Linked DNA regions of Homo sapiens: regions 1, 2 and 4 are each linked to region 3. A link is an interaction called in ENCODE POLR2A ChIA-PET data of the cell type or tissue named here. Cell type or tissue: HepG2. All regions are shown on one strand. Each heading gives the region's core, and the rest is flanking DNA. Links, peaks and the distances in the headings are about the cores only. Region 1 has its middle 130 kb from the start of NEDD9. Region 2 holds the start of LOC105374927 (a long non-coding RNA gene). Region 3 overlaps LOC105374925 (a long non-coding RNA gene). Region 4 overlaps NEDD9 (neural precursor cell expressed, developmentally down-regulated 9).

Region 1 (7,599 bases), core at 1,659-6,658, 68 kb after region 3:
GTGGTGCAACTGATTTGGCATCTACTACAGTTGCTTAGCATTCACAGCTAGCTATTGGACACTCTGCTGCCCTGCCCACTGACATAACCAAAGACCAGAAAACCTGGTGAAAGATAAGATAGAGGTAATCCCATGATTAAAGAGATTGATTAACTACTTTGCATTGGGAGAAGTAGGTGGGAGAAATTTCTTTGTCAGATTTTTTTTAAGCCTAAAAATGGTTTACAATGGGATGATTTCAATTACGGCGAGATGATTCACTATCTAGATCTTATGGAAGAAAATTCTTATGGATTTGTGGATACGTATCCTGAAAAATGAAGGACATCAACAAAGCAAGCCTCATGGAATGGGGGGGAAGTCTGAAATATGCTCATGTGGGGCATTAAGTACCAGACCATAAATGCACTCTGAGTGGTTTAACCTGAGAAAGAAGCAACCTAATGGTGCTTATAGCTCCAAGAAGCTCTGTCTTCAGAACACAACTGGAATGAAAGGCTCCATCTTCTCTGAACCTGAAAAGGGAGGGACCCACCAACAACATCCCCAGTTACGGTTTGAAGAAGGATGCTACTTTGCTCATGTTAGGGTGATGTGAATAGATGCATGAACCTTTTTTGGGGATATGTGAATTCAGATTCCAGTTTGTTCCATTTTGACTGTGTAGTCATTCTAAACCTGAGTATTTTTTTTTCTGCATAATAGTAAGGGCTAAAAAAATCTGTAGGGCTTCCCACAAATTAGGCACTGTTGTAAGCAACAGATATATATATTACCTTATGTAATCTCACAACAATCAAAAGGTAGCAAGCAGTAAAGAGTTCACATAGCAGGTCTGAGACTGCTGTCTCAATCCTGCTTGCAAGGCTGGCCCTTGGCTGGCATCTGGGAACATGTGAGGGGTTCCTGCTGGTCCGTGATATGAGTGGCTCACTGTGACTTAACTGTGTGTGCAAACAACATGGTTTATGCTGAACACCTGCTTTCCTTCTGGGAGTCTGGAATTTGTGTACATGCCAGACAGAGGGTGTCTAAGTGACCAGCTCCAAATCAAAACTCTGGCACTAAGTATCTACTGAGCTTCCCTAGTAGACAACATTTCATACCTGTCATAACTCGTTGCTGGAGGAGTTAAGTATGTCCTGTGTGACTCCCCTAGGAGAGGACTCTTGGTAGCTCATGTCTGGTTTCTTCTGTTGCTTTCCCCTTTGCTGATTCTGATTTGTCTTTGAGGTAATAGAACTTAGCTGTGGGCATGTCTCTATGATGAATCCTGTGGGTCCTCCTAATGAGTCATTGAACCTGGGGGTGGCCTTGGGAATTCCCCCCAAAGGTGTGTGACATTATAATTATCTCCATTTTAAGGTGAGGAAGCTGATTCATGGAGAGGTTAAGTAACTATACCAAGGCCACACAGCAGGTACATGGCACAACTAGGATTTGAACCCAGGCAAGCTGACTCCACAGCTTTTGCTTGTAACCCTTAAGGAGGCTCCAAAGTTCCCTCATTAAGTGGTTGTGAATCAAAGCAGGTGTGTTCACTCAGTACATATTAAGTGCTCAATAAAACATAGTTACTCTACTGTATTAGGATGTAATCTCCCGTCCCTTCTACCTACTAACTAGAAATCTATCATGCATTTTTCGCCATCCCACTAACAAGCAGAAAGTCCCTGAGGCTGAAATATCTTTGAAGAAGAGGGAGAGAAATAGAATGGATGTCATGCTATTTTTTTAAACAATAATAACTATTATGGTACAGTTCCTTTATAAGCCAAATGGAGCCTCTGCATTTCCTCTCCTCTTTCCTTACCTGATCCCTGGCCTCTCTCACCCTGGCACCGGGGTAAGAGCGGTGAGGGTCAGTGTAGCAGGCTGGGCATTCAGAAAAACTGACTGGAGCAAGAGTTGGAGGTGGGTGGGCAGATTTAGGGGAGCTCTTCTCATGATGGCGACTATGTTTTCTGCCACTCACCCCCCAGATGGGAACACGCTGTCTGACAAACAGAGTACTTAATGTTCTGTTTGTTGAAATCATTTCTCAATCACCCTCACCCCTCCCTACCTTTCAAGTGTTCTAGTTAATGCAGAAACATCCCGTTTCTTTCCATTGAGGAAACCAAGTGACCCCAACATTCCATAGACCTATTCTTGTCCTACTTTCAAAAAAAAACAGCTCTTCCTGCTGACCGCCTGCCTATAATAAGTCATAGCTTAGTTAGTAGATCTGAATGTCCTAGTTAGAGATAAGTTGGCTGAAGCACAGTACATCTACGTGTAGAATTTGGAGGAAAGGACTGAAGAAAGATACCGTGATTTAAAAACCTCATCTTCACCCTACACTCCTTGAAATAAGTAGAGAAGCAAAGCTTCTTATGTATAGTAAGAAATATAGATTAAAAGGTGAATAGCAGAAGAGTGGTGGCTTGGAGTTACATTAATTGAAATCAACAAGACCAAATCCTTCCCTGCAAGCACATTTTGATGAGGTAAAACTGGAAGGAGTCCATGGATATTCAGTACTTAAAAAAAAGGCTTGATCATAACAAATGCCAAGAAAAAGAAGAAAGAAAATAAAATGGGGCCGGGCGCAGTGGCTCACGCCTGTAATCCCAGCACTTTGGGAGGCCGAGGTGGGCGGATCACTTTGAGCTCAGGAATTCAAGACTAGCCTGGCCAACATGGTGAAACCCTGTCTCTACTAAAAATACAAAAATTAGGTGGATGTGATGGCATGCATCTGTAGACCCAACTACTCGGGGGGCTGAGGCTGGAGAATCACTTGAGCCCAGGAGGCAGAGGTTGCCGTGAGCCGAGATTGTGCTACTGCACTCCAGCCTGAGTGACAGAGCAAGAGACACAGTCAAAAAAAGAAAGAGGCTGGGCGTGGTGGCTCACACCTGTAATCCCAGCACTTTGGGAGGCCAAGGTGGGCAGATCATGAGGTCAGGAGTTTGAGACCAGCCTGACCAACAAGGTGAAACCCAGTCTCTATTAAAACTACAAAAAGTAACCGGGTGTGGTGGCATGTGCCTGTAACCCCAGCTACTCAGCAGGCTGAAGCAGGAGAATCACTTGAACCTGGGAGGCAGAGGTTGCAGTGAGCCGAGATTGTGCGTGGGTGACAGAGTGAGAGTCTGAGAAAGAAGGAAGGAAGGAAGGAAGGAAGGAAAGAAAGAAAGAAAGAGAAAGAAAGAAAGGAGAAAGACAGAGAGAAAGAAAGAAAGAAATGAAGAAAGAAAGAAAGGGGGAGCAAGACAGAGAGAGAGAGAAATAAAAGAAGAAAGAAAAAAGAAAAAGAAAGGAAGAAAGAAAGAAAAAAGAAAGAAAGAGAGAAAGGAAAAGAAAGAAGAAAGAAAAGGGATTTAGGATGAAAAACTGGTAGTACCAAAGGGTCACTTCATACTTACAGTAGATTTTCTCATGGGATAGCCATTAGAGGTTGGCACTTTAAAAGCAATGTATGAGAGGTGGAAACCAAAACAGAAACTGCCTATCTTGAAGTAAGATGCATTTTAGTCTGATGAAAACCAGCGTCTTCACACCAACAACGTGTGCTGAAAGGATGCACAGCAAGGAGTTGCCTCGTCATTGAATGAGCTCTAAGCAAATGACTTAGGGGACCCAGGCTTCAGTCCTAGCTGTGTCATCTGATCAGTTGCCCAACTTCATGTGAGTTACGTCATCTTTCCCACCGTGATCTCCTCAGTTTCACTATCTGTAGAGTGGGAGATACAATAAACATGCCCCAGGACCACTGTGAAAGTGAAATAATATGAGTCAATGTGCTGTGTTAATTGTAAAATAATATCTAAATCTTGGCTGTTAATATTTTGATCCAATGTTGTTACCTAGCACCAAGATTGAAGAGATAAATCAAACATTAAAAAGAAAACCTAGATTAGTTTTTGCTGTACTGAACATTAAGAAAGGAGGGTTACCTCGAGAGGAGAACCGTATAAAGCTCAATTAAAATGGAAAGGGCACTGCAGTGGACTCTATGATTGGTCAAAATATTAGGCTTTCTTCATTAATCCTTCCTCCTTGGTTTGTCTGGTTAAAATCACACACAGTGGTCTGAAAGTGCAGTGGGCATCAATTAAGATTTAGGTCAGAGCCTCTGAGGTAGCCAGTGATTTAGTTTCTGGGATTAAGGAAGACAAAAGCTTACCGATGGCTGGATGAGAATAACATTCCTTTCTATTGTGATCATCCTACATCAAGGAAATGTTTGAAATTTAGGGAGTCTGTTAAAGTTATTATATGGCCGAGCTTTTGAAAAACACAGCAGCACAAATGTGTTTTATCAGTCTTTACTGTTGGTAAGAATCCTGGAGAAAGGAAATTTGATCAGTCTCCCAATGCAGTTTACTCCAAAATGGATCACTAGTCTAGAGGACCAACTGCATCTATCAGAGTCAGATCTATCTGCCAAGACTCCCCACTTCCCTCACCATCATTCACACATCCTGTGCTTTCTTTGCAAATGATACAGACTGTCATTAGGTTTAGAGTAAGCTGCAATTAGCAAGTCTCTCAACTTCTCTTACAAGGAACTTATTTTTAGTGGAAAGTTTTGTAATGGTTCCTGTCTAATGTTTAACTCTTCCCTGGAGACCAAACTCCCTAGCTCAATCATTGACAGCAGGATTCCAGGAGTGAATGGCATCCCTTTGAACCAACTAGTGACTGTAATTGCTTAAACCTAGCTACTAGCCATTTCGGCACCTTCTACACAGCACCCCTTGCAAATAAGTCCGGCAGAGCTATGGAATTTTGGCCTTTTTGTCTGAACTCTCGGGATTGTATGAGACTGGACCTTGGTTCTTAAAAGGGCTCTTCAGTGTGGTCAGGGCTGGTGATCAAAAGCATCAGTCTCAGCACCTAGTCACATGTGTTTTTCGTGTTTTCGTGGATGAGGCTGGTTCTGTGCTTGCCAAGGTCAAGCAACTCAATTACCCAGGGCCTGCTTGGAAGCTACTGTGCGCAGTCTGGCCCTCAGTGGCTTCTCCCCTTGCCCTTGGGCCCTGATGGCTGTTTGCAAGCTGGGAAGAAGACACCAGGGCTGGGGGGTACCCAGAAACCCAAACAGATGGAGAAAAGTTTCAAAAAGGCAAAACAATGAAGATTTGCTTAATTTACAGATAAAATAAAATAAACATAATTTAATCTATCAACTATATTTATTCCTGTGGTTCTTCATTAGCACAGAAAAATTAAGAATTGTTTATATTTTAAGAGTAATACAATGAATCTTTCTTCTATTCCTGAATGAGTCACACCGAAGTAACTACCACAACTCTTGGATACGCTACTAATCAACACACAATAAAACAAATGATCGCCATGGTTTTCCAACTTTAAACCCACTTGGAAAAAGTTCCATGCTGGTGGGAGCTACACCACCACGTAGCTCCATACGAATTTGTTGACTGATGACTGACACACAGAAGGGTCTACAGAATAATAAAGGAAAGCTAACTTTAAAAAACCCTCCTTCTATTTCATTTGAGTGCTTGTACATATCTGCTTATGTTTATCATCTAGTCATGAAATATCATTTCGGCTTTCTTTACAGAGGTTGGGGTGAATTTAACTGGATCATTTCATGTATCCTATAAGCCTTTGGGTTTTGTTTTTTTCTTGATCTTCTGGAATTCTTTTTTCTGTCAAACCCTACTCATTCTTTACATCCCTTCTCTTTTATGAAAACTCATTCCCTCTCCTCCTCTTCCTCCCACTAGCTAATATGTATTGAGCACTTAATGTGTCAGATACCACTTTAGGTGCTGTGTGTGTGTTGACTCATGTAACATTCAAAATCATCCATTGACTCATAAAACCTTCAAAACCACCGGTGAGGTAGGGCTCTTATTACCTCCTTTGTGCAGATGAGAAACAGAGAAACAGAAAAGTAAAGTAATTTGCTCAATAGCACATGGCAGGTGGGTGGTACAGGTTGGATTTGAACTCAGGCAGTTGGTTCTCTCTTAAGCACTCCAACCTTCTTGAATCTGTCCATTTCCTGAACCCTGATGATCATTTCCCCAACTTATGTTGCTTGATAGTTGCTTTGTGAATGTTCCCATGCTGCAGAGAAAGAATCTCCTTAGAGAGTATGCCATGACTTTCTTACATTGCTTAGAACTTTTTTTTTGCTTTGCCATTTATTTTTATCAATTATTTATTAACAAATTAACAAAACAAGAAAACAAGCCAAAACAAAAATGGTCAAAAGATAAGCCTGACGAGGGGAGAAGAATTATTATTTTTAAGTAAAATAATCTTAAAAACACATTCCTACTGTTAAATTTTATTAGGAACTCCCCATTTCTCCAACCATTGCTCCTGTGTACTACACAACCTGGCATGCATGAGTGATTGTGCACGTGTACACACACAGAGTTTTTAAAATTTGAGCCAGTTTTCAATCACAAAGCAACGTAAACTCATTTTTAAATATCTAAAGACAGACAATGTCTACTGCAGAAAGTGAACCTGTCTTATAAACCCAATCCCAAAACATTTAAAAATATTTGGGAGTCTATATTTTGCTAGACTTTTATTCTACAATGAGATAGATAAAAATGGGCTTGTACTGTATGTTCTTTTGCATTTGTTGCTTTGTATTTGATTCACATCTTTTCATATCTTTGTGTATATCCTCTTTCTTCTTTTTCACCAGTAGCACAGTATTCCAAAGTGTGGATTGCCAAATTGTAATAAGGACCCTACTGATGGACTTTTGGATTGTGTTCATGTTTTCAATATCATGCTCAACTGCATTTCACATAGCCTCAAAAGAAAGAAATCTCTGCTAGGTCGAACTCAAATAGGGAGTGTTGGGCCAAGTGGCTCTTCTGTGCAATTAAGAAAGAAATTACTCAGCAGATAGAAAGTATGACATAGAAGAGGCTAACACTTCTCTAACTGGGTATTCAGGGAATATCATTAGGGATGTCAACTGAGGTATATAAAGAGTCTTTTCCCTAAGGAACATTTCGTTTAATGATGAAATAGACACATCTCTCTGCTAAATCATGCTTGTGGGAACCCAAGGAGGCCAGCCCCTGAATCACAGGCCTGCTTAGAGTAAAACGCTGCACCGAAGCTCTGCTGACGTTTTCCTATGCTGAAGCAAGAAGTGAGGAACATTGTCTTTGAAAAATGCTCTGACCAAAACCATTCTTTGCTCTGCTATGTAGAGTAGAGCTTTGTTTTTCAATCAGGCTGTTATTCAAATGCTGGAGCGGATCCAAATTTGCTTTCCTGAGGAAAAGTCTGCCTTTGCCTACAGCACGCACACACGGCTGGAGGACGGCTCCCACCCCTGTCCTCCCAAGACCTGCATTCCAGTCCAAATGGTTCCCTCACCGACCCACTAGGTGCACAAGGCTCTCCTCAAGCCGCCTTTTCTTCCCCTCACAATCTCCTCATGCTTTTCTGTGTCCTTCCCGTTTTGCAAGGGCCATACCAGCTTCACTTCTGAGCAGGCTTCCCTGCTTACAGAGAGCTTCTTTCCCTGCCTGGTAGCACCCGTCCCTCACGCTCACTGGATGATCCACTCACTGGCTCACTCACTCGTTCCTTCAGCAGATG
Region 2 (7,599 bases), core at 1,174-6,173, 94 kb after region 3:
ATGAATGGAATTAGTCCCCTTATAAAAGAGGCCTGAAGGAGTCTTTTGCTCCTCTCACCACATGCAGACCCAGCTGGAAGGCACTATCTATGAGGAAGAGGGACCTCAGCAGACACTGAATCTGCTGGCGCCTTGATCTTAGACTTCCAGCCTCCACTACTGGGAGCAATCACTTTCTGTTGTTTGTAAGTTACTCAGTCCTAGTTATTTGGTATAGCAGCCTGAATGGGCCAATACACCAGGTCCTCAGGAGATATTAATTGAATGAACATCTTCAAAATATTAGATACTTCCATAGACAAACTTCATATCTTCTCATGTTCACTTTCTGCTTAAAGACTTTTGCCAACTTCCTGTTGCCTACAAAATAGAATTGAAATGACTGTGCTGGTGAATGGCAGTCCACTCTTCTCTTTACATTCTCTCCTGCCTTGTCCACCTCTGCAGTGCCCTTCACCTTCCCATCACATCAAACTGTGATTCACCCTTGGGCCCCACACATGTTCATGCTCCTGCTTTCTCTGGATAAGTTCATCCCATTTAAACCAGGGGCCAGCCTTCTCGTCCCATACTTCCATTTGTCTCAGTCCATTTGTGTTGCTATAAAGAAATACCTGAGTCTGCTAATTTATTAAACATTGAGGCTGCTCTCGGTCCCCTCCTATTCCATAATTTCTCATGGTTATGGCATGTAAAGGCTGTTCCCCTGCCTAGAATGCCCTTTCTCCTTGTCTTTCTGGCAACCCCTTGGTATCCCCTGGACAGAGTCTTCCTTTCCTCCTTCACTGTCACCAGGCCCTCTATTAATCACATAATGTCACAATAGTGTATCTCCATTCCCTGGACTTTGAGGCTCCAGAGGGCAGGGAACTGTTGTTTATTCATTCTGGAGACCAAACTAAACATTTTACAAAGTAGTCCATGGAGGTCTCTTATCAGAATCACCTATGAGGCTGGTTAAATGTAGATTCCCAGGCTCTGTGACTCAACTGCAAATTCTGTTTGTCTTGGTCGTGGGACTGTCCTAGGCAAATCTTACGGACATGAATGTTTGAGAACACTTCTACAGCATCCAACAAATATTTGATGAATAAAAACTTGATTAAAAAAGTACTGAGATCCCTGCTCCTAAAATTCTGCTCTATTTCCTTCATTCCTCTGGGGTGTAGTTTGGCTGGGGACAGGCCCAGGTATTTGGCTCAGTCATAGATCAAAGTGACCTAAATGGGAAACAGCTGTGCGTTATTCCCCAACCATGTCACGCAAGTACCTATTGTCCTGTCCAAAACGCCAAATTAGGTTTAGGGCCATTCAAATTCCGGAAGATGGTTGGCTGTGATAAGAACTAACAAATTCTTGCTCAAGTGGAAACTGGTTTTGCAGGGCATACTCTGCATTTTTAACTCACTAAAGCCAAGTTCTTAAGTTTAAGTGGTTCGTAAGTATCTTCTAATGAGCTGCACGGTTCCATTTGCTGTGCCTATCATCGGTATTGATAACTCTAGTATCAGCTAGTAGCCCTCACCTGTTGACACTGAGTGGATTGTGAATGAGCTTTTTTAGACTTTAGATGAGACTGCTGGGAGACTGTAATGATAGGCAAGCCTTGTTTTGGCCACAAACTCTCTAAAATGTCCTTTTTAATCTTGAGCTCTAGCAACACAATTTTGAGATCTGTCATAATGCACCATACCAGAACCCACGAAGACTTTACAAAACATACATCATCTGAATGACCTCAAGACTACACGACAACACATATTTGTTGTATTTGTTATTTACCAAATATGTATGTATTATGTATCATTACTTACCAACCAATGAAATCTTTTCTTTTTTTTTTTTTCTTTCTTTTTTTTTTTTTTGAGACAGAATCTTGCAGAATCTTGCTCTGTTGCCAGGCTGGAGTGCAGTGGCATGATCTCTGCTCACTGCAACCTCCGCCTCCCAGTTCAAGTGATTCTCCTGCCTCAGACTCCCGAGTAGCTGGGATTACAGGTGCAAGCCACCATGCCCGGCTAATTTTTTTGTATTTTTTAGTAGAGATGGGGTTTCACCATATTAGCCAGGATGGTCTTGAACTCCTGACCTCGTGATCCACCCGGCTTGGCTTCCCAAAGTGCTGGGACTACAGGCTTGAGCCATCACGCCCGGCCAATGAAATCTTTTAAAAATTCCATATAGATGCCGCAGTTCCACTTCGGGATATATATATCCTAAGGACTTGAAATTATGTTGAAGAGATATCTGTACTCCCATGTTTACTGCAGCACTGTTTATAATAGCTAAAATAGGAAATTTTCCTGTGTCCATCAGTGAACGAATGGATAAAGAAAATGTGGTATATACACACAATGGAATACAATTTAGCCTTAAAAAGAAAGAAATCCTATAATTTGCAACAACAGGGATGGATATGGAAGACATTATGCTAAGTGAAATAAGCCAGGCACAGAAAGACAAATACTGCCTGCTCTCACTCATATGTGGAATCTAGAATAATTTAACTAATAGAGAGCAAAATGATGGTAAAATGATTTTTGCTCCAAATAATGTAAAAATACCAGAGGCTGGAGGTCAGGGAATGGGGAGGTGGTGGTAAAGGGGTAGAAAGTTAGACAAGAGGAATAAATGATAAGTATTTAAGGGGATGGATATGTTAATTAGCTTGATTCCAACATTCCTCGTTGTATACATACACCATAACATCACTGTGCACCCTATAATTATATCTGATTATAATTTGTAAAAAAAATAAATAAAAGGACACATAAAAATGTAGAAACACACTGATATCATATACGGGTGAATACATATTTGTATCTGAGATATGGAAAATAAAGACACCAGGAGTGATTTGAAATTGCTCTTTCTGGTTCCTTTGTGGAGGAGTTAAGACCTGTCTATGGCATCCAAGAAGAAACAGGATATGGATTGGCAATTAAGCCACCAGCTGGATTGCTCAGATAATGCCACAGTTAGGTGGAGCCTTAGAGGTCATCTAACTTTATTTAGTACATATTACTTATTCTTTAACATTTCCATCATTTCTTTATTACACAAATAACACACAGTCGTTATTGAAACCAGAAAAAAGAAATAATTTGAAAAGATGACAAAACCAATGTTACATTGGAGAATACATTCTTTTAGACATTTTCCCATGCATATGTAGTGTTAGCCATCAGAATGTATTAGTTTTCTATTGCTGCTGTAACAAGTTACTGCAAACTTAACAGCTTAAAACAACACAAATCTGTTATATTACAGTTCTATAGGTTAAAAGTTTAACACAGGTTTAACAGGGCTAAAGCTGGGGTGTTTGGCAGGCTGTGTTCCTCCTCTTTAGGTTGGGAAGAATCTGCTTCCTTGCCTTTTTCCAGCTTCTAGAGGCCATCCACATTCCTTGGTTCACGGCCCCTTCCTCTATCTTGAAAGCCAGTAGTGCAGCATCTCTCTGACCATTCTTCCCTCATCACATCTCTCCTTGACCACAGCTGGGAAAATCTCTCCCTGATTTTAAGAACCCATATGATTAGACTGGGCCCACATGTATAACATAGGACCCTATCTCAATGTTGTAACTTAATCATATCTGCAAAATCCCTTTTGCCATGTAAGGTAACATAGTCTCAAATTCTGAGAATTAGGATGTGGACATGTTTAGGGCTATTATTTTGCCTATCACACATAGAGATGAAACAACTCATGTTCGTGCAGGATACGTGACTTACCCAAGATCACAGGCTGGTAAATATTGGATCTATTAGTTAAACTTTTTCAGCGAGTCTGATGCAATTAGATTCTCTGGTGGAAATTCATGATGAAAGAGATGTAAGGAACTAATGGAAATTACTGATGAAAGGGACATAACAAAGAAATGCAGAGCTTGAATGGACTTAGTTCTGAGTCTCACACTTTGTTCTCAGTCTACAGATACCATGATCTTGATCTCTCAAAAGCAGGCATTGGCACAGGAGGTGCCTGTCTGTTTCTGCTGCCACTCTTGACATCTCTCAGATGACCCCTTCTGGCTCCTTTCAATTTCCTTCTTTTGCTGTTTGGCTTGGCTTCTGCTGTCTCCTGCTTCCACCGGCTGCCTCCTTTCCATGAGTCTCTCGGTTTCTGGATCCTATTGCCACTTGCATTTCTCTCTGTGTCATTTTCAAGTTCCCTAAAAGAAAATATCTGATATAGTTCATTGTTCACTGCAGGGCACTAGGCAACCCTTATCGTGTAGAGATTCCCACTGTGTTATCTCCCTGGCTGCCAGCCAGTTTGCTGATGGCTGTCTTCAAAGACAACTGCCATTTCCTGGTTTCATCAGCCAGGATCATAGGGTCAAACGTGACAATCTGCACGTACGAAATCACTCATGGTCACCTCCCTCAGCATAGCACCACGGGCAGGGTAGGCACAGAGAGACTTTTCTCCGAATCCTGGACTGGAATTTTCTTCCTGGCTCACCCCTGCATATACTGAAGCTGAGCCATATCGGGGTACCACAGCTAGAATGATGTAGCTGAATGAATGAGCGTGAGAAGGGGCCAAAGGGGAGGAAGACATCAGTCCCGAGAACCAAGACTGAATATGGGCATTTGGAAAACAGTTTAGGTAATTGCATTCAGTACTTCAAGGCTCTAATTGCTGTTCTTTAACAAGGAGGCCACATTGGCTTATGAAAAGTTCTAAAATTATATAATTTTTATCAGTAACCAGGACCTCAAGTTGCTCCCACAAACCACATAGGGCCTTGCAAAATGAGGCTTTGGGAAGGGGACTCTGATGTTTCTAAATTTCGCACCCTTTGGTTTCTCCAGCTACATTAGCTCTGAAAGGGGCACAAAATGGCCTCATTAACTGGGGAAGAACGAGTCTAAACGAGTTTCAGAAGAAGAAAAGGTCTCTTGGATCCATTGAGCCCTGCCACCACCCCCACCAACCTTCCTAATGGAAGAATGCTGCTGGAAAAGTGTCATCCGATATTTCCCACAAAAATGTGTGCTGTGGTCACAGCTCAGAGATGCCAACACAAATCTCCAACACAGCCACCTCCTGACTGAGAATACATTCTGGGCTGTTTTTAGTTTGAGCCTCAGTAATCGGGGACAAAAGCTGATTTCAATTTTAATTAATTACATGGGAGTGAACGGCCATCTGATCCATAGGGGTCATAGCACATAATGCCCTCAGTGGCACTATGCCGGCAGAGCACTGGGAGGAACTTGTCTTTGTGGTATGCTACATTTTCTCTTCCTGTTGCACTTTTAGAGAAGATTCTCTAAAAATGATTGTGTCCTCAGCCTCCTACACTTTATAATAATTAACCAAATTCATTCATTTTTACTTTTTTTAAATAACAGTCTTCCTGCTGCCCATCAAAACATATTTTTTGAGCAATAAGCACTCTGTTCAGAGCTGGAATAAACTGGTGAGTAAAAACAGACATGGTCTGGGAGACTACACAGATTGGATATTTTTGCTCCAAATAATGTAAAAATACAACTTACACTGGGTTGAACAATAGATATTTGCTGCCTCATCAAGCAAGAATCCAGGGGGTAGGGTGGGTCCAGCATTGGTTAATTCAACAGTTCCATAGAAGTCTTCATATCAGCTTTGGTCTGAAGTTCTTGGTTCCCTCATGATTGCAAACTGTCTGCAATAGCTCTAGGCGGTGCATTCCCAACCACATCTAAATGAAAATAAATTAAAAAACCCAAAAGAAAGGCTCACTGCTCTTCGGATCTCTATGCTTCTTTTTGAGAGATGATTCCTTTCCTAGAAAAACTCTTCCTCCAAGGCTCACTCTCCAGCAGACATATCCACAAGTCTTAGAGGCAGAATTGCATCCCAAGCCTGTTCCTAAGCCAGTCAACAACAAAGCAAATGAAATGGTCCTAAATGGTTTAGGACCGTCACATTTTACCTCCTGGGGTTAAGAAAAGGCTCAGTCTGCAGCCATAAAAAGGAATGAGTTCATGTCCTTTGCAGGGACATGGATGAAGCTGGAAGTCATCATTCTCAGCAAACTAACACAGGAACAGAAAACCAAACACCACATGTTCTCGCTCATAAGTGGGAGTTGAACAATGAGAACACATGGACACAAGGAGGGGAACAACACACACCAGGGCCTCTCGGTGGGTGGGGGGGCAAGGGGAGGGAGAGCATTAGGACAAATACCTAATGCACGTGGGGCTTAAAACCTAGATGACAGGTTGATAGGTGCAGCAAACCACCATGACAAATGTATACCTGTGTAACAAACCTGCACATTCTGCACATGTATCTTGGAACGTAAAGTAAAATTTAAAATTAAAATTAAAAAATAAAAGGCTCAGTCTTTCCCAAAGCACAAAGATGCCCCATTCAGAAACACAATTCAGGATCCTTAGCAGGGAGAAAGGATAGTTATTGGATAAGAAGCCAGCAATGGCTGCCTCAATAAGAGACTTTCAGATGACCTGGGAGGGAGGGGAAGAAACACTACCCACCCCCAACCCCGCTCCCTAGTAAGCACAGAGTCAGGAAGATCAAAGTTTTAGGGTCAGCATTGCTACTTAGTAGTTGTTAGATCTTGGATTAGTTATTTAGCCTTGTGGAACCTCAATTTCTGCATCTGTGAAGTGGGAAATTACACCTATCTCACTGGGTTGCAGTGAGAATCAAATATATTAGTATATGCAAATTACCTGGCAGGCACCCAGCCCATAGATTTGTCCAGTAAATACCATTCCCTTGCCCAAAGCCCTTGGGCAGCTTACAGTCCAACTTGCTGGGTAACTGACAGGTCAGTCTGCTCACATTCTGATTATTAAGCACTATGGAAAAGGTATGTAAAGAGGCTTCCTAGGGGAGGGAATACTATCACAGTTCCTAGGAGCCACTAAGGTCCTCCAGATGCTTTTCTAGATCCAATGGGTGCTTTCCATTTCTTTGTCTTACCTTACCTTTCTGCAGCATCACTTATCTTGGCAATTCCTTTTCTTCTTTTTTTTTTGAGACGGAGTTTTGCTCTCGTTGCCCAGGCTGGAGTGCAATGGTGTGATCTCGGCTCACTGCAACCTCTGCCATCTAGGTTGAAGCGATTCTCCTACCTCAGCCTCCCAAGTAGCTAGGATTACAAGCGCCCACCACCATGTCTAGCTAATTTTTTTGTATTTTTAGTAGAGACAGGGTTTCACCATGTTGGTCAGGCTTGTCTTGAACTGCTGACCTCAGGTAATCCACCCACCTCGGCCTCCCAAAGTGCCAGGATTACAGGTGTGAGCCACCGTGCCCAGCCAGCAATTCCTTTTCTTCTTAACTCTACCTTGCCCTCTTGCCCTGTGTTCCATTACAATTTTCTCCTGGTTTATTATCTACCTCTCTAGCAACTCCTTTTCATGCTCCCTTCCAGGGTCCTCTTTTTTTTTTCCCTTCCCCAAACTGTGTTTCAATCTCACCTGTCAATTCCCCTTCTGTTTCAATCTCACCTGTCAATTCCTGAGGTGAGATCCCATTGTTTCCTACACTTTCAACTCCTATTTATATGTTCACGACACATAGGAGACATTCAATGCACATTGTTTTAATTCATTTTTTATTCAACAAATA
Region 3 (7,599 bases), core at 1,536-6,535:
GGTTTTGATCTGTATATCCCTGATGATTAGTGATACGGTTTGGCTGTGTCCCCACCCAAACCTCATCTTGAATTGTATCTCCCATAATTCCCACATGTTGTGAGAGGAATCTGGTGGGAGGTAATTGAATCATGGGGACGGGTCTTTCCCGTGCTGTTCTTATGGCAGTGAGTAAGTCTCACAAGATCTGATGGTTTTGTAAAGGGCAGTTCCACTACACAAGCTCTCTTGCCTGCTGCCATGAAAGACGTGCCTTTGCTCCTCCTTTGCCTTCTGCATTGACTGTGAGGCCTCCCCGGCCATGTGGAATGGTGAGTCCATTAAACCTCTTTTTCTATATAAATTACCCAGTCTTGGGTAGGTCTTTATTAGCAGTGTGAGAACAGACTAATACAATTAGTGATATTGCACACCTTTGTATGTACCTCTTGGCCATTTGTATGTCTTCTTTTGACAAATGTCTTTTCAGGTTCTCTGCCCATTTATTTAGCCAGATTATGTTTTATTGTTATTATTGTATGAGTGCGTTTTATTTTTCTGACTGTTAACCCATTATCAGATGGATGGTTTGCAAATATTTTCTCCCATTCTGTAGGGTGCGAGATATTTCTTAAGAAGATAATGGTAAGTCCTTCCACTCACTTGAGGAAAGTAAATTTCAGATTTGTAGTGGACACTGGGGTCCATGACCTGACACCCCACTTCAGGCTTAGTCAATCATTCTGTCAGCTATGGAAGGGTTGGCACCTAGCAGCTTGCTTCAGAGTCCCCTCTTGAGATTGTCCCCAGCTGAGGCACAGCACACCTCCTCCCTCGGGTGGCCTGTTTACAGTGACTGTCTAGGAAGGGGCATAAACTTCCAACTACCTTGCCTCAGTTCAGACAACATGGAAGGACATCCCAGCTTTGGAGGGCCTCTGTGACTTGCTGGGGTCTTTATCCTGATTTCAGCTTCCTCCTCTGCCTAATCCTGCTTCCTCTCTTGCCTTGACAGTTTCCCAGGAGCACTCTCCACAAACTTCCAGCATGCCAATCTCCATCTCAAAATTTGCTTCTCTGGGAATGCAACCTGTGGTGTTGCTCAATCAAACTGTTCCTGTAGACACATTACACCCACGTTAGGTGTGTGATGGACTGAATTGTGACCCCCACCCCAAATTCATGTTGAAACTTTAACACCAAGGAACTCCAAATGTGACTGTGTTTAGAGATAGGGTCTTCACAGAAGTAATTAAGTTAAAATGAGGTCACATGGGTGGGCCCTAATCCAATATGACAGGAGTCCTTATAAGAAGAGGAGATGAGGACACAGCCACCCACAGAGGGAAGACCACACAGGGAGAAGATGAAGGTCTACAAGTCAAGGAGAGAGGCTTCAGGAGAAATCAACCCTGCAGACACCTTATCTTGGACTTCCAGCCTCCAGAACTGTGAGAGAATAAATTTCTGTTGTTTAAGCCCCCACTCTGTGATACCTTGTCATGGCAGCCCAAGCAGATACAATAGGCGGATTTAGAGGTTCTTCGTTTTGATCCTGATTCTTTCACTTTTATACTTAAGGAACAACTCAGAAATCTGAACAGGTTAAATTCTCTTTTAAGTATAATGAAGCAGGATGGTAATTCTCACTACATAGTGTTTTCATATTCCCTACAATAGGTCAGGATAATCATGTTTTTAGAGAGGTGATAAAGAATATGCATTACCTCTCTTCATCACATCTCTCTGTTTACAGCATTTACTACAAACCTGAGGCAGATGTAAATACACGGTGTGGATAAGTACCTTGGAACTGCAGTGAACTTGCATTTAGTGGGAAAGAATGGCAAAATTTCCTTCCTTCCTTTCTTTCTTCCTTCCTTCCTTCCTTTCCTTCCTTCCTTTCCTTTCCTTTCCTTTCCTTTCCCTTCCTTCCTTCCTTCCTTCCTTCCTTCCTTCCTTCCTTCCTTTCTTTTCTTTCTTTCTCTTTTTTGAGACAAAGTCTTGCTCTATCACCCATGCTGGAGTGCAGTAGCGTGATCTGAGCTCACTGCAACCTTCACCTCCTGGGTTCAAGCAATTCTCCTGCCTCAGCCTCCGGAGTAGCTGGGATTACAGGTGCACATCACCATGCCCGGCTAATTTTTGTATTTTTAGTAGAGACATGGTTTCGCCATCTTGCCCAGGCTAGTCTTGAACTCCTGACCTCAGGCGGTCCACCCACCTCGGCCTCCCAAAGTGCTGGTATTATAGGCGTGAGCCACCACGCCCAGCCGATTTGGCTTTTTTTCTTTAGATAAACTATAACATGCCATGCCTGGCTGCAGGCTTCCTGCCCTAATGCAAAGGTGAAAAAGCTTTGCAGTTTAATTTGTTTTGTTTTTTTTTTTTTTTGGTTTTCATTTTTTTCTGAGCCAGCCCCTTTATTCTTTATTGTCTTCAGTGGAGCAATGGTAAATGTTTAACTACCAGCTCTTTGAAAATGAAATAAAACAGAACCATCCTGGGAAAAGAATGCTGCAGGGTGCCAGCCTCTCTGCAGCCAGGGACAGCTCTCCAGGTGTGAGGAGACCTCTCCGCCTTCCTCCTCACACTGATATTAGTGCAGTTCCCTCAGGGCTTGCTTTTATTTGCTGAGGCTTCTTGTAAGGGGTTTACTTTTAAGAGTATTTATGAGTTTAGCACAGGCTTCCCCAGTGAATTTTTCTGTCCATGCCTTCACTCATGGTGTCTTCATTGTCACCTCTGGAACCAGAAAAATCACAGCTTAAGGAAGTTCAGGTGAGTGACCAAGTCTAGCCCCATCCAGATTCCCAAGGCTCATTCTCCCACCAGGCCTTTCATTATGCTCTGTGTCTCTCATCTTCTCCCTTCAATGATTTCTTTTAGCTGCACTGACTTGACTTTTTATGTGCTATAAAACTCAGGAAGCTTCTTTTGAGGGCTTAGTACGTGCCAAACACAATTCTAAGCAACATGCATGTTTAATCATCACAAACCCTTTGAGGTCGGTACTATTCTCATTCTCATATTGTAGATGAAGAAACTGAGGCACAAAGAGGGTTAATAACTTGTTCAAGGCCCTATTACTCAATAGAGGCAAGACTGGGATTCAAACTAGGCAGTATGGCTTCTAGTCCGTATTTTTTTTTCTTTTCTTTTTTTTTTTTTGGAGACAGAGTCTCGCTTTGTCGCCTAGGTTGGAGTGCAGTGGTGCAATCACAGCTCACTGCAACCTCTGCCTCTGGGGTTCAAGCAATTCTCATGCCTCAGCCTTCTGAATAGCTGTTACTATAGGTGCGCACCACTACACCCAGCTAATTTTTCTATTTTTAGTAGAGATGGGGTTTCACTCTGTTGGTCAGGCTGCTCTCGAACTCCTGACCTCAACTTATCTGCCCGCCTTGACCTCCCAAAGTGCTGGGATTACAGGCATGAGCCACTGCACCCAGCCCCAGTCCATATTTTTAACCAGCATCCTACCTGAAAAAGAGCAGTAGGAATATATGTATGCGTAGTGTGAAGTGATGTGTGTGTGTGAGTGTGTGTATCTGTGTGTATGAAAAGTTAAAATAAAGTTTAATAATGGGGGAAAAAATCACCCAGAAGTCATGAAATTAAAGACCTCAAAGGCCCTTTTGACTCAACATAGATAATTCTAAAGCAAATTAAAAAATTGAGGTGGTGAAATTATATGGTTTTTAGGTTTAGAATTCCAAAAGTTGAGAATCAGCATGTATTGGAAATACCATAGAACTAATGTTAATTGCAGAGTTACAGCTGGAATGAAATACTGACTTGCTTCAGGGAATGTTTTATCTCCCTGTATCTCTCTGTTTTTGTCTCAGTTTAGTAATGTTGGCTGAGTAGGTATAAAAAATGAGAAGAGAGACATTTTTTGTTTCACTATTCATAGAGAAATTGGTATTTATATTGAATGGATTGAGAATTCACAAATAAATATAGTTTGTTCCAGTTTGGATTACTAATTTGGTTTGGTGGAAGCCTCTGAAGTATCCAGTTCTGTGACAGACTTTTGCCATAGAATCTAGTACTAGCGAGGATTGTTAAGAGGTCATTACCTTGACCTTAAAACATCACAGTAAGCGGGCTATTGTCCAAGATGGACGAATAGGAACAGCTCCAGTCTGCAGCTCCCAGCAAGATTGATGCAGAAGATGGGTGATTTCTGCATTTCCAACTGAGGCACCTGATTCATCTCACTGGGACCGGTTGGACAGTGGATGCAGCCCATGGAGGGTGAGCTGAAGCAGGGTGGGGCATTGCCTCATCAGGGAAATGCAAGGGGTTGGGGTATTTCCCTTTCCTAGCCAAGGGAAGCCATGACAGACTGTACCTGGAGAAACAGTACACTCCTGACCAAATACTGTGCTTTTCCCACAGTCTTAGCAACCAGCAGACAAGAAGATACCCTCCTGTGCCGGCTCAGTGGGTCCCACGCCCACAGAGCCTTGCTCACTGCTAGCGCTGCAGTCTGAGATCGACCTGCAACGCTGCAGCTTGAGGGGGGGAGGGGCATCTGCCATTGCTGAGGCTTGAGTAAACAAAGTGTCACAGTGAAAACAAAGAGGCCAGGAAGTACAAACTGGGCAGAGCCCACCACAGCTCAGTAAGGCCTACTACTTCTACAGATTCCACCTCTGGGGTCAGGGCATAGGAGAACAAAAGGCAGCAGACAGCTTCTGCAGACTTAAACGTCCCTGTCTGACAACTCTGAAGAGAGCAGCGGTTCTCTCAGCATGGCATTTGAGCTCCAAGAACGGACAGACTGCCTCCTCAAGTGGGTCCTTGACCCCTGTGTAGCCTGACTGGGAAACACTTCCCAGTAGGGGCCAACAGACACCTCAAACAGGTGAGTGCCCCCCTGGGACGAAGCTTCCAGAGGAAGGATCAGGCAGCAATATTTGCTGTTCTGCAGCCTCCGCTGGTGATACCCAGGCAAACAGGGTCTGGATTAGACCTCCAGCAAACTCCAACAGACCTGAAGCTGAGGGGTCTGTAAGAAGGAAAACTAACAAACGGAAAGGAATAGCATCAACATCAACAAAAAGGACATCCACACCGAAACTCCATCTGTAGGTCACCAATGTCAAAGTCCAAAGGTAGATAAAACCACAAAGATGGGGAGAAACCAGAGCAGAAAAGCTGAAAATTCCAAAAAAACAGAGTGCCTCTTCTCCTCCAAAGGATTGCAGCCCCTCACCAGCAAAGGAACAAAACGGGACAGAGAATGAGTTTGATGAGTTGACAGAAGTTGGCTTCAGAAGGTCTGTGATAACAAACTTCTCTGAGCTAAAGGAGCATGTTCTAACCCATTGCAAGGAAGCTAAAAACCTTGAAAAAAGATTAGATGAATGGCTAACTAGAATAAACAGTGTAGAGAAGACCTTAAATGACCTGATGGAGCTGAAAACCACGGCATGAGAACTTCATGACTCATGCACAAGATTCAATAGCCTATTCGATCAAGTGGAAGAAAGGATATCAGTGATTGAAGATCAAATTAATGAAATAAAGCAAGAAGAGAAGTTTAGAGAAAAAAAGAGTAAAAGGAAATGAACAAAGCCTCCAGGAAATATAAGACTATAAGAAAAGACCAAATCTACGTTTGATTGGTGTACCTGAAAGTGACGGGAAGAATGGAATCAAGTTGGAAAACACTCTTCAGGATATTATCCTGGAAAACTTCCTCAACCTAGCAAGGCAGGCCAACATTCAAATTCAGGAAATACAGAGAACACCACAAAGATACTCCTCAAGAAGAGTAACCCCAAGACACATAATTGTCAGATTCACCAAGGTTGAAATGAAAGAAAAAATGTTAAGGGCAGCCAGAGAGAAAGGTCGGGTTACCCACAAAGGGAAGCCCATCAGACTAACAGCGGATCTGTTGGCAGAAACCCTACAAGCCAGAAGAGAGTGGGGGCCAATATTCAACATTCTTAAAGAAAAGAATTTTCAACCCAGAATCTCATATCCAGCCAAACTAAGCTTCATAAGTGAAGGAGAAATAAAATCCTTTATAGACAAGCAAATGCTGAGAGATTTTGTCACTACCAGGCCTGCCTTATAAGAAGAGCTCCTGAAGGAAGCACTAAGCATGGAAAGGAATAACTGGTACTAGCCACTGCAAAAACATGCCAAATTGTAAAGACCATTGATGCTATGAAGAAACTGCATCAATTAACAGGCAAAATAATGAGCTAACATCAAAATGACAGGATCAAATTCACACATAACAATATTAATCTTAAGTGAAAATGGGCTAAATGCCCCAGTTAAAAGTCACGGACTGGCAAATTGGATAAAGAGTCAAGACCCATGGGTGTGCTGTATTCAGGAGACCCATTTCATGTGCAAAGACGCACATAGGCTCAAAATAAAGGGATGGAGGAAGATCTACCAAACAAATGGAAAGCAAAAAAAAGCAGGGGTTACAATCCTAGTCTCTGATAAAACAGACTTTAAACCAACAAAGATCAAAAGAGACAAAGAAGGCCACCACATAATGGTAAGGGGATCAATTCACCAAGAAGAGCTAACTATCCTAAATATATATGCACCCAATACAGGAGCAACCAGATTCATAAAGCAAGTCCTTAGAGATCTACAAAGAGACTTAGACTCCCACACAATAATAATGGGAGACTTTAAAACCCCACTGTCAGTATTAGACAGATCAATGAGACAGAAGGTTAACAAGGATATCGAGGGCTTGAACTCAGCTCTGCACCAAGTAGACCTAATAGACATCTACAGAACTCTCCACCCCAAATCAACAGAATATACATTCTTCTCAGCACCACATTGCACTTATTCTAAAATTGACCACTTAGTTGGAAGTAAAGCACTCCTCAGCAAATGTAAAAGAACAGAAACCACAACAAACTCTCCCTGACTACAGTGCAATCAAATTAGAACTCAGGATTAATAAACCCACTCAAAACCACACAACTACATGGAAACTGAACAACATGCTCCTGAATGACTACTGGGTAAGTAACGAAATGAAGGCAGAAATAAAGATGTTCTTTGAAACCAATGAGAAAAAAGATGCAACACACCAGAATCTCTGGGATACATTTAGAGCAGTGTGTAGAGGGAAATTTATAGCACTAAATGCATACAAGAGAAAGCAGGAAAGATCTAAAATCGACACTCTAACATCACAATTAAAAGAACTAGAGAAGCAAGAGCAAACAAATTCAACAGCTAGCAGAAGGCAAGAAATAACAAAGATCAGAGCAGAACTGAAGGAGAGAGAGACACAAAAAACCCTTCAAAAAATCAATGAATCCAGGAGCTGTTTTTTTAAAAAGATCAACAAAATAGATAGACTGCTAGCAAGACCAATAAAAAAGAAAAGAGAGAAGAATCAAATAGATGCAATAAAAAATGATAAAGGGGATATCACCACTGATCCCACAGAAATGCAAACTACCATCAGAGAATACTATAAACACCTCTATGCAAATAAACTAGAAAATCTAGAAGAAATGGATAAATTCCTGGACACATACACTCTCTCAAGACTAAACCAGGAAGAAATTGAATCTCTGGATTGACCAATAACAGGCTCTGAAATTGAGGCAATAATTA
Region 4 (7,527 bases), core at 1,275-6,274, 80 kb before region 3:
CAGGGGAAGGTTTCACTGGGTAGTTAATATTCCAGGAGGCGCTGGGTTTCATCTAACAATGAAAAGTTCACATACATAAAGAAAAAATCAGGCAGCAGTTTCCCCTGTTCATGGAACCATTTAAGGATGGTGTCATAATCCTAAAATTGTCTCTGTTTCTCTTCTCCCATCTTTTGGGTATTCTGTATTTTACAAGAGAAGTCATAGAGTTACAGAGGACAAGATTCTGGTCCTTTTACTAAAATGACCTCCAGGAAATGACTCCACCAGAGCTGTACTGAGATTATTAAGTGAGGAGATAGCTGACCACTCTGGCCTCTGTCTGTCCCTTTCTTCTGGGCCCATTCAGCAATCGGGAAGCCCCCACATGAAATCAGAAGCAACAGAGTCGGGCTAGTTGTATGGGAGCTGAGGGTTGGTAGCTGTGCAATTATACTGGCTACAAAGAAGGGAAAGAAGAGAAACAGAAAACAGTAGAAAGGCAAAGGGCTACAGATCTAATCAGCATAAATCAGCTCAAGGCATTCGGAATTGGGCCACTTCCAACTCCAAGAGCACCATGAGGCACTGAAGTGGAGCACCGGAGCATGCTTGATCAGAGGCAGATAGAAATCCCCGTGCGAGAGTCGTCCTGGGCGTTCTTTGTCTCCTGCCCCAGTAACCTTCTTACCACCTGGTGAGCAGCTGGCTAATGTTTCTACACTGGCCTGTGAGCTGCTTCTTGGGGGAAACTCTCAGAGCCCCACAGTCTGGGCTAATGTGGGCACCGCAGGTGAGTCCTCCTGACTGGTTGTCAGGACTTCCCAGCAGTCCTCCTCAGTGCCCATAGAGATTAGGTTTCAGGCACAGCTTGTCAGTGCTGTTAGTAGCCAGGACCCCGGCACCAGCCTATTCACACACCGATACATATTCTCAGCCTTGGCCGAACAGGAGTATGAGTTATTTAATATCTGCGCAAGCTACAGAGAGCCAATGTCTACATCCAGCCACTCTCCTAAACCGAAGCTTACGGCTCCAGGGACCTTTAGAGATCACCTGGACACAATGCCCTTGTGTCACAGATGAGGAAATAGATTTGAAGTTTATCATTTGCCCAAGACCACACTATTGGCAGCGATGGAAAGAGAATTGCGTTCTTTCAGTTTAATCCTCTTTCCAGAACTTTAAGCTACCTTAGCTCAGCCACGCAGCATCCTTGTTACTGGGCTCAGTTCCATTATATGATAAAGTTCTGAAGAGGAGCGGTTCTTCTTTTTGTGTCTATGGAATAAATTGGATATTTGCGGTCTTAGGTTCTAGCTGTGTTACTTTGCCAGGCAACAGCATCCCTTTGGGCCTTAGTTTCCCGGTCTTTGGTAAGCTATGGTGATGTTTTATTTAATTTGCTAGATGGCCCTTGGGCTTCAGGCTCCCTCCCCGCCTTGCCTCCTTTCCATTTGCAGTCCAGGCTTGGTCCTATTCCAATGATGCTATTATATATGTTTTGTACCTATCTGATATTTATCTTGCTCAGGATTACATTTCAGAAGAACTGTTATCTTAAAGCAGTATATTTCTGAATTATGAATGAGTTCTTGTCACTGCAACCTCTTGTTGAGTATCTGCCTACAAACAGCAATAGTGAAACCATTGGTTGCATTCAAGGGAACTTCTGAGACAACATATTAATAATGATACTACTTGATAAATTATGGATAAATGTCATCAGATTCCAACACAGATAATACATCAGCAGGTAGGAAAAGGCATGAGGCAGGAGTTGGACTTTCGAAAAGATTTGGTGTTGGTGCAAGGTTTCAGTAAGACCATAACAGCCAAATGAATTTCAGCTGGACCATAAACCATCTCATTCAAAAGTGCACATCAGTCGTAATAGGAAAATCAAGAATGAATTCTTCTGGCAAGGAAGTGGAGGGATCCTCTCCTTCAGTGCAAAGGTGTGATTCCTTGAGCCACAAAGTCAGAAGCTGATGATCTGCTATCTTAGAAAAACCCCAGAGAGGCAGTTTAATCTACTCAAGATGTACTCTTTCTCCTGCCCACTCACCCCCTTGGATATTTATCTCCAGGGTAGGGAAGGTCAACACAGAAACAAATCAAGGAGAGATAAGAGAGCTATGTAACTCTATATTCACTTGGATGGTTAGTCTCCAAAGGCTGGCAGTTAGCAGTGCAGCTAGAGCTTGGCAAAACACCAAAACAGTTAGGGCACAGAACTTGAAAGCCAGAAGGAACTTTAAACAATTACCGTCCAACCCTTTCACTTTACAAAAGAAAAAAATGAGCCTCAAGAAGTTAATGATTTGCCAGCTCACCTGGCAAGAAAGTCTTAGAGCTGAGACAGGAATTCAGGCCTCTTGTCTTCAGGTCTAGAATTAGGACAGAATTTAGTCAAGTGAAATACAGGTGCAACACAAGCTGTGGCTCTAATCAGGATTGCAAATCAGCATTTAGGATCATGAGCCCTATCTGAGGGAACCCTGATTGCAGCAGCCTCTAGCCTTGATCCCCAGCCCAAGCTTCCTTGAAACTGTCTTCTTCTGGCCTCCACGATACCACTTTTTCGTTCTCTGTCTTCTCTTGACCACTCTCATCCTTATTCTCCACTGGAGACTAAATCTTTTTCCCATCCCTAAAGTGATCATGTTCCAAAGAGATTTGTCCTTTGCACTTTCCTCTTCTCAGCTATGTGCTTACGCTCTACAGGAGGATGGCATCTGAACACACAGATAATTCCTAAAGCCATAGTCTTCGCTGGATATTTCTTCTGCATTCCAGTCCCTTATATCCAGTCTAATGGGCATCTTCCTCTCTAAAAGCAAGTGCAAACACCTTTTTCTCCTGCTTTGCTTTGCTTGGTTAACAGCATGCACACAGCTGTGCAGTAAGAGCCGCAGAGGTTTGCTGTGTCTCTTCATGACCTGCAACCCATCTGGGGCCCTGCTTTCCACCTCACTGCCACCCTTCATTCAGGTCTTCAGCAACTTTTTTTTTTTTTTTTTCTGTAGCACAGAAATTGCTTCCCAATTGGCTTTCCTGCATTAAATTCCTTCCTCCCTCGAAACCCATCTTCCATTTAACCAGAATGGGTATCTATTCAAAGGCTGTTTCCTTTCCCAGTTCTCGATCATACTATTTCTTTACAGTACAACTTGGATTGCCCTGTTCAAGACTGTGAACTCCTTAAGTTCAGAGATGCAAATTCCTTTTGCATTTCCAGAACTTTACCCCAGTATCCGAAACAAAATATAGACTCAGTAAATGTTTGCTAAGTTGAAATGGATTCTGGACTCTGATTTCCTCATTGTCTGCAGGGAGGGTGAAATTGTTGTACTTAGAGAATTCAGCAAGACATTTGGTTAGAATTTTCAGATGGAAGTGGGGAAAATGAATGAACCAGAAAGAGAAATGTCATGTCCAAGTCACTCAAGCCTCACAGCCAGAGACTATGGGAGACAGACAGCAGGAAAGGGCCTGCCCCTCCCTATTTAAACAGGATAATGACGCAGATCGGGAGCCTGACCCCCCTGAAACTAGTGTTCGCAACTACGGAGCAAACAGGAAGGCCAAGAGGAACTGACCATCCCAGTGAGATTAAACACAATGGTCTCTTTTAAGAGCCTTTCTCCCTTCAGTGTAGCAATCTGCTTTTGGCACTAGGTGACAGAGCACCATTCAAACACTTTGCCAGACCACTTGGGTTCTGCTGTTCCTGGTTCCCAAGCTATGCCTGAGGAGTGGGAAGAAAATACTGTACAGTTGACCAGAACGCTGGTACAGAGAGCTCTAGGACACATGACGGCTTCTACCCCTCACCCCACCTCCAACTCCTCCCTGCCTTTTTTCCCTTCCCTCACTGCTATCAAAATGTCAAGAAAGCTTATTACTCCTATGTCAGAGAAACGATCTGCTTTTCCAAATACGGAGAGGTGTGACTTGTAGTTTCCATGACCACTCATGCGGTCGTTTGAAGAGAAATGAGACAGAATGTCTGGTGTATCACCCCACTAAGACTGATAGCATCATCAATGGCCCGGCTTCCTCTGATTATTTTTACTTCATTCTATATTTGTCATGCAGGGGATCCTGCCATGGCCTCAGGGTTGCCCCATTCTCAATGACATGATTTTCCTGTACCCAATCCCCCAAAACTTTAGCCTGGACTCTTGTGGGTTTGCATGCCTGCATGCGCAAATGCATGCATGCAGAGGACAGACCCTGAGAAACAGACACATTCAAGGAAATGGCCATCATCAAGGAAGTCAGTCCTAAGGCAGGCAGCTGAGGGATGAACATTGTCAAGGTCAGTCTCAGGGCACAACAGGGAAGAGAAAGAAAGGCTCACGTGCTTTTGTGCATACTGACGAAAACCGGCTTTGGTCTGAGAACTGCAAACCATTTTGGCTACATTTCTCCTTTCCTTCCCACCATCACCTTTGGGATAGAGGGGGATGTGGGCTTTCCCCAGAGAAGGAAACAGCCATAGTCAGAAAACATGGATATCTGTAAGTGTCAGGATTTTAATTCTCAGAATACTTGGTTTACACTTAGGTTCTTGCATCTGAAGATCTGGAATGTCGAATTTTTTGAGTTGGTTCCTCTTGAGATTATGAAGTCACAGGCATGAAGCTTTCAATACAGGAGACAGAAGATATGATAAGTTATGATATAATATAAGATATGCTAATTTTTTCCCAGTACTATTTGTCGACTGTGTTCTGACACACTTTTCACTAGGTGAGCTGAATGGAGCTCACAGAAAGGCAAAAGCAGGACCCCACTTTGTCCCACTAATCCCTGGCATCCTTCTGCCCACTGCTGAGAGGTGTTCAACATTTCCCACAAGGCCTCCTGTGGCACCCAGACTGCATTTCAGGCAGTAATTTTTATTTTCTGGGAAGTGCTTCTTCTAGACCCCTATGACAGTTACAAAGCTTATAGGAGTATCTTGGACCCCCCCGCCGAATCTTGACGTCATTCACTTTGCCCCGAGTCCTCAAGTTTTCTTAGATTTTCCAGCTTTGTGAACTTTAGCTATAGCATTCTCTTTTGAGCATGTCTGAGTGGGAGAAGGTTTGAGAAATGTGACATTAAATACTTGCCTCCCGAAGGTACTCTTTGACATGGCAAGAGAAGCTGTTAATACTCCCTGGATGTGCTGTGGGGCAGCGCCCTGTGTGTGGTTGTAGATCCAGGGCTTGGAATCTTAACATCTCTTCCACACTGGCCAATCCTGTCTGATGAAGGATCATTTGGAACCCAGCACTATTTTGGTGGCTCATATACCAAAGTGAAGTTACTTTTTGAGGACTGGTGAAAAGATCTGATGCTCACTGCAAATTTGGATATTTGGATCTCAGAAAGAAATCTCTCTCTGACCAGATTTGGTAACATGATATGGACAGCATAGCTGTGCAATTACAAAGGGGTTCCTCAAAAGCTGGGTTCCTCTCCTTCCCCATACTTGAATGAATGCCATCTATTCTTGCTTGATTTAGGGTTCGTGCTGGACAGACACATTCATATGCTAGGATTTGTTTACTATGTAACCAACAAAATCTTAGGGCAAAGAGTTAGTAGGCAGATTTGCATATATGTGTGTATACGTGCAATGTCACAGTCAACTTCTATTATTTCCTGGCCCACGGTGGAAGATGAATTTGACTGCTGAGTTCTTTTTCACTCATCTGTGGTCTTTGGGTTTACCGAAGCAACTCCTGAGAATCTTAAAGAAGGTGGAGGCCGCGCACGGTGGCTCACACCTGTAATCCCAGCACTTTGGGAGGCTGAGGTGGGCAGATTGCCTGAGCTCAGGAGTTTGCGACCAGCCTGGGCAACATGGTGAAACCCCGTCTCTACTAAAATACAAAAAATTAGCCAGGCATGGAGGTGTGCACCTGCAGTTTCAGTTACTCGGGAGGCTGAGGCAGGAGAATTGCTTGAACCTGGGAGGCGGAGGTTGCAGTGAGCTGAGATCACGCCATTGCACTCCAGCCTGGGTGACAGAGCGAGACTCTGTCATAAAAAAAAAAAAAGAAAAAGAAAAAGAAAAAAAGAAGGGGGAAGAACACCTAGGTTTTTTATAGGTATTAGAACCAGAAGTCACCCATACCTTGACCAGAGTTGATTAGAGTAGAATTTCAGAGTAAGAAGGAACCATTCTAACCCAATCTCCTTATTTTACAGCCCAGAGGGTCTCAGATTAGCGGCAGAGCCAGAGCTAGCATCTGGTTCACCTCTTAATCTAGAATTTTTCCCCACCGGACAAGGATGCCCTTCCTGAGAATCTTCTCCATCTTAGAAGTCAGCACTGTTGCTATTAAGCCTTGGAATCTCGAAGCATTTGTCCCAGGTTGCCTGATTTTGATAGATTTCAGTACAGTATCTTGGCAAGGGGTCAAAAATGCGGGGCAGGCACAAGCTGTTTTCAGGGTTCTGTCTGTAGATAAATCTGACAGGCACCATATAATGATGAAGGCCTGACACCCACCCACCCACAAGATAGATTTTATTAACAATAAAACAACCATCTGGATTTCAGCCAGCATTACAGTGTTGGCACTGGATCATATCTATCTGCCTGTCTAGACAAATCCCTCTAACATCCAGGTACTCAGGGAAGAGAAATAAGAATTAAGTTTTAATGGAGTAGGAGACCCCAATCTACTATATTACAATATACTTCCAAAAATGATGTCATTTCTCAAAGTCAAAATGCACAAGTTATAACATCTGATAAGGTGTTTGAAAGAAGAAAAAGAGGTTCCTATTTTTCCATTCCTGTCTATCTTATCTTCCTTCACCAAGCTATGCAGCCCAAGGTTATATCTAAACCCACCAATACAAATGCATACACATCCTGGCAACTGTTGTCCATCTCCCAGCCAGAACCGAGTTGATGTAAATAGGATGCAACCCTCCCTGGAACTCTTTTAGATGTCACTTGACCTGGATTTGGTGCCTGATTGGTATTATCTACTTCACTTGTGAGGTCCTCAGAGAGTTTTAGAAAACAGATTCACACACTTGGCTGAGAGGTGTTTACAGTCATACACTGTCAGCAATGCAGCCACTAAGCTGTCTCAAGGAAGAGTTTTTGAAGCTGCAGCTTCTTAGTTAGAAGACAGGGAAAAGGTGGCAGGAGCAAAGGGAACAAAAAACCTTCATTGTGAAATTGTTCAGTGCCGAGGTGGAGAGACAAGCTCTTACACGCACATGTTATACACCAGTTTATGAGAATAAAATAGCTTTCTTAAAGACCCAGCTCTAAATGCATGTTCCATGATGAGGTACATATTGTAGAGAGAGAAGCCAGAGAAATACTTTAAAGTTGCCTTAGAGATGGTTTGATGGGTTTTACATTTGACTTGAATGAAACTCTGCGCTTCTTAGTATTTTGTGGTATTCACTGAAACAAACTGGGGCTAGGCCTGTAAGAGGAAGTTGCTTTTTGGTTAGGACCTGTTACATTAAGCTCAATATCAGTAATGATAAAATTATGGCAGTCAGTTCTATGGGGGTATTTTT

What was found. Peaks named below come from ENCODE experiments on the same cell type or tissue, not always from the same donor. Only the 100,000 strongest peaks of a DNase experiment are listed, where the experiment ranks them.
Region 1: POLR2A ChIA-PET joins it to region 3 with 23 read pairs; 5 of 35 experiments call an interaction of 5 or more read pairs at or near these places.
Region 2: POLR2A ChIA-PET joins it to region 3 with 11 read pairs; 3 of 35 experiments call an interaction of 5 or more read pairs at or near these places.
Region 4: POLR2A ChIA-PET joins it to region 3 with 13 read pairs; 2 of 35 experiments call an interaction of 5 or more read pairs at or near these places.

The regions. Positions count from the first base shown.
Region 1 is chr6:11,363,126-11,370,724 of GRCh38, forward strand. It overlaps a transcript of NEDD9 not described here. Among named protein-coding and RNA genes, the nearest start is that of NEDD9, 130 kb to the left of the region's middle. RefSeq lists a silencer at 1,991-2,285 and an enhancer at 7,109-7,599. In HepG2, for the core only: no CTCF peak of the experiment used is centred there; DNase peaks (open chromatin) are centred at 2,086 and 4,736.
Region 2 is chr6:11,388,885-11,396,483 of GRCh38, forward strand. It overlaps LOC105374927 (a long non-coding RNA gene), which reads right to left and starts at 5,978. Exons shown (of 2, transcript XR_926477.3): 1 at 5,511-5,978; 2 at 2,991-4,174. RefSeq lists a silencer at 6,029-6,241. In HepG2, for the core only: no CTCF peak of the experiment used is centred there; DNase peaks (open chromatin) are centred at 3,807, 4,297 and 4,977.
Region 3 is chr6:11,294,775-11,302,373 of GRCh38, forward strand. It overlaps LOC105374925 (a long non-coding RNA gene), which reads left to right. Exons shown (of 6, transcript XR_001743967.2): 1 at 1-4,239. It also overlaps a transcript of NEDD9 not described here. Among named protein-coding and RNA genes, the nearest start is that of NEDD9, 66 kb to the left of the region's middle. RefSeq lists an enhancer at 3,815-4,572. In HepG2, for the core only: no CTCF peak of the experiment used is centred there; DNase peaks (open chromatin) are centred at 2,457, 4,087 and 4,567; H3K4me3 peaks cover 599 bases.
Region 4 is chr6:11,215,361-11,222,887 of GRCh38, forward strand. All of the region lies in intron 1 of NEDD9 (neural precursor cell expressed, developmentally down-regulated 9), which reads right to left. It overlaps LOC124901256 (a long non-coding RNA gene), which reads right to left. Exons shown (of 2, transcript XR_007059449.1): 2 at 4,501-4,629. Among named protein-coding and RNA genes, the nearest start is that of NEDD9, 14 kb to the right of the region's middle. In HepG2, for the core only: a CTCF peak has its summit at 3,663; DNase peaks (open chromatin) are centred at 2,191, 2,734 and 3,601; H3K4me3 peaks cover 2,414 bases.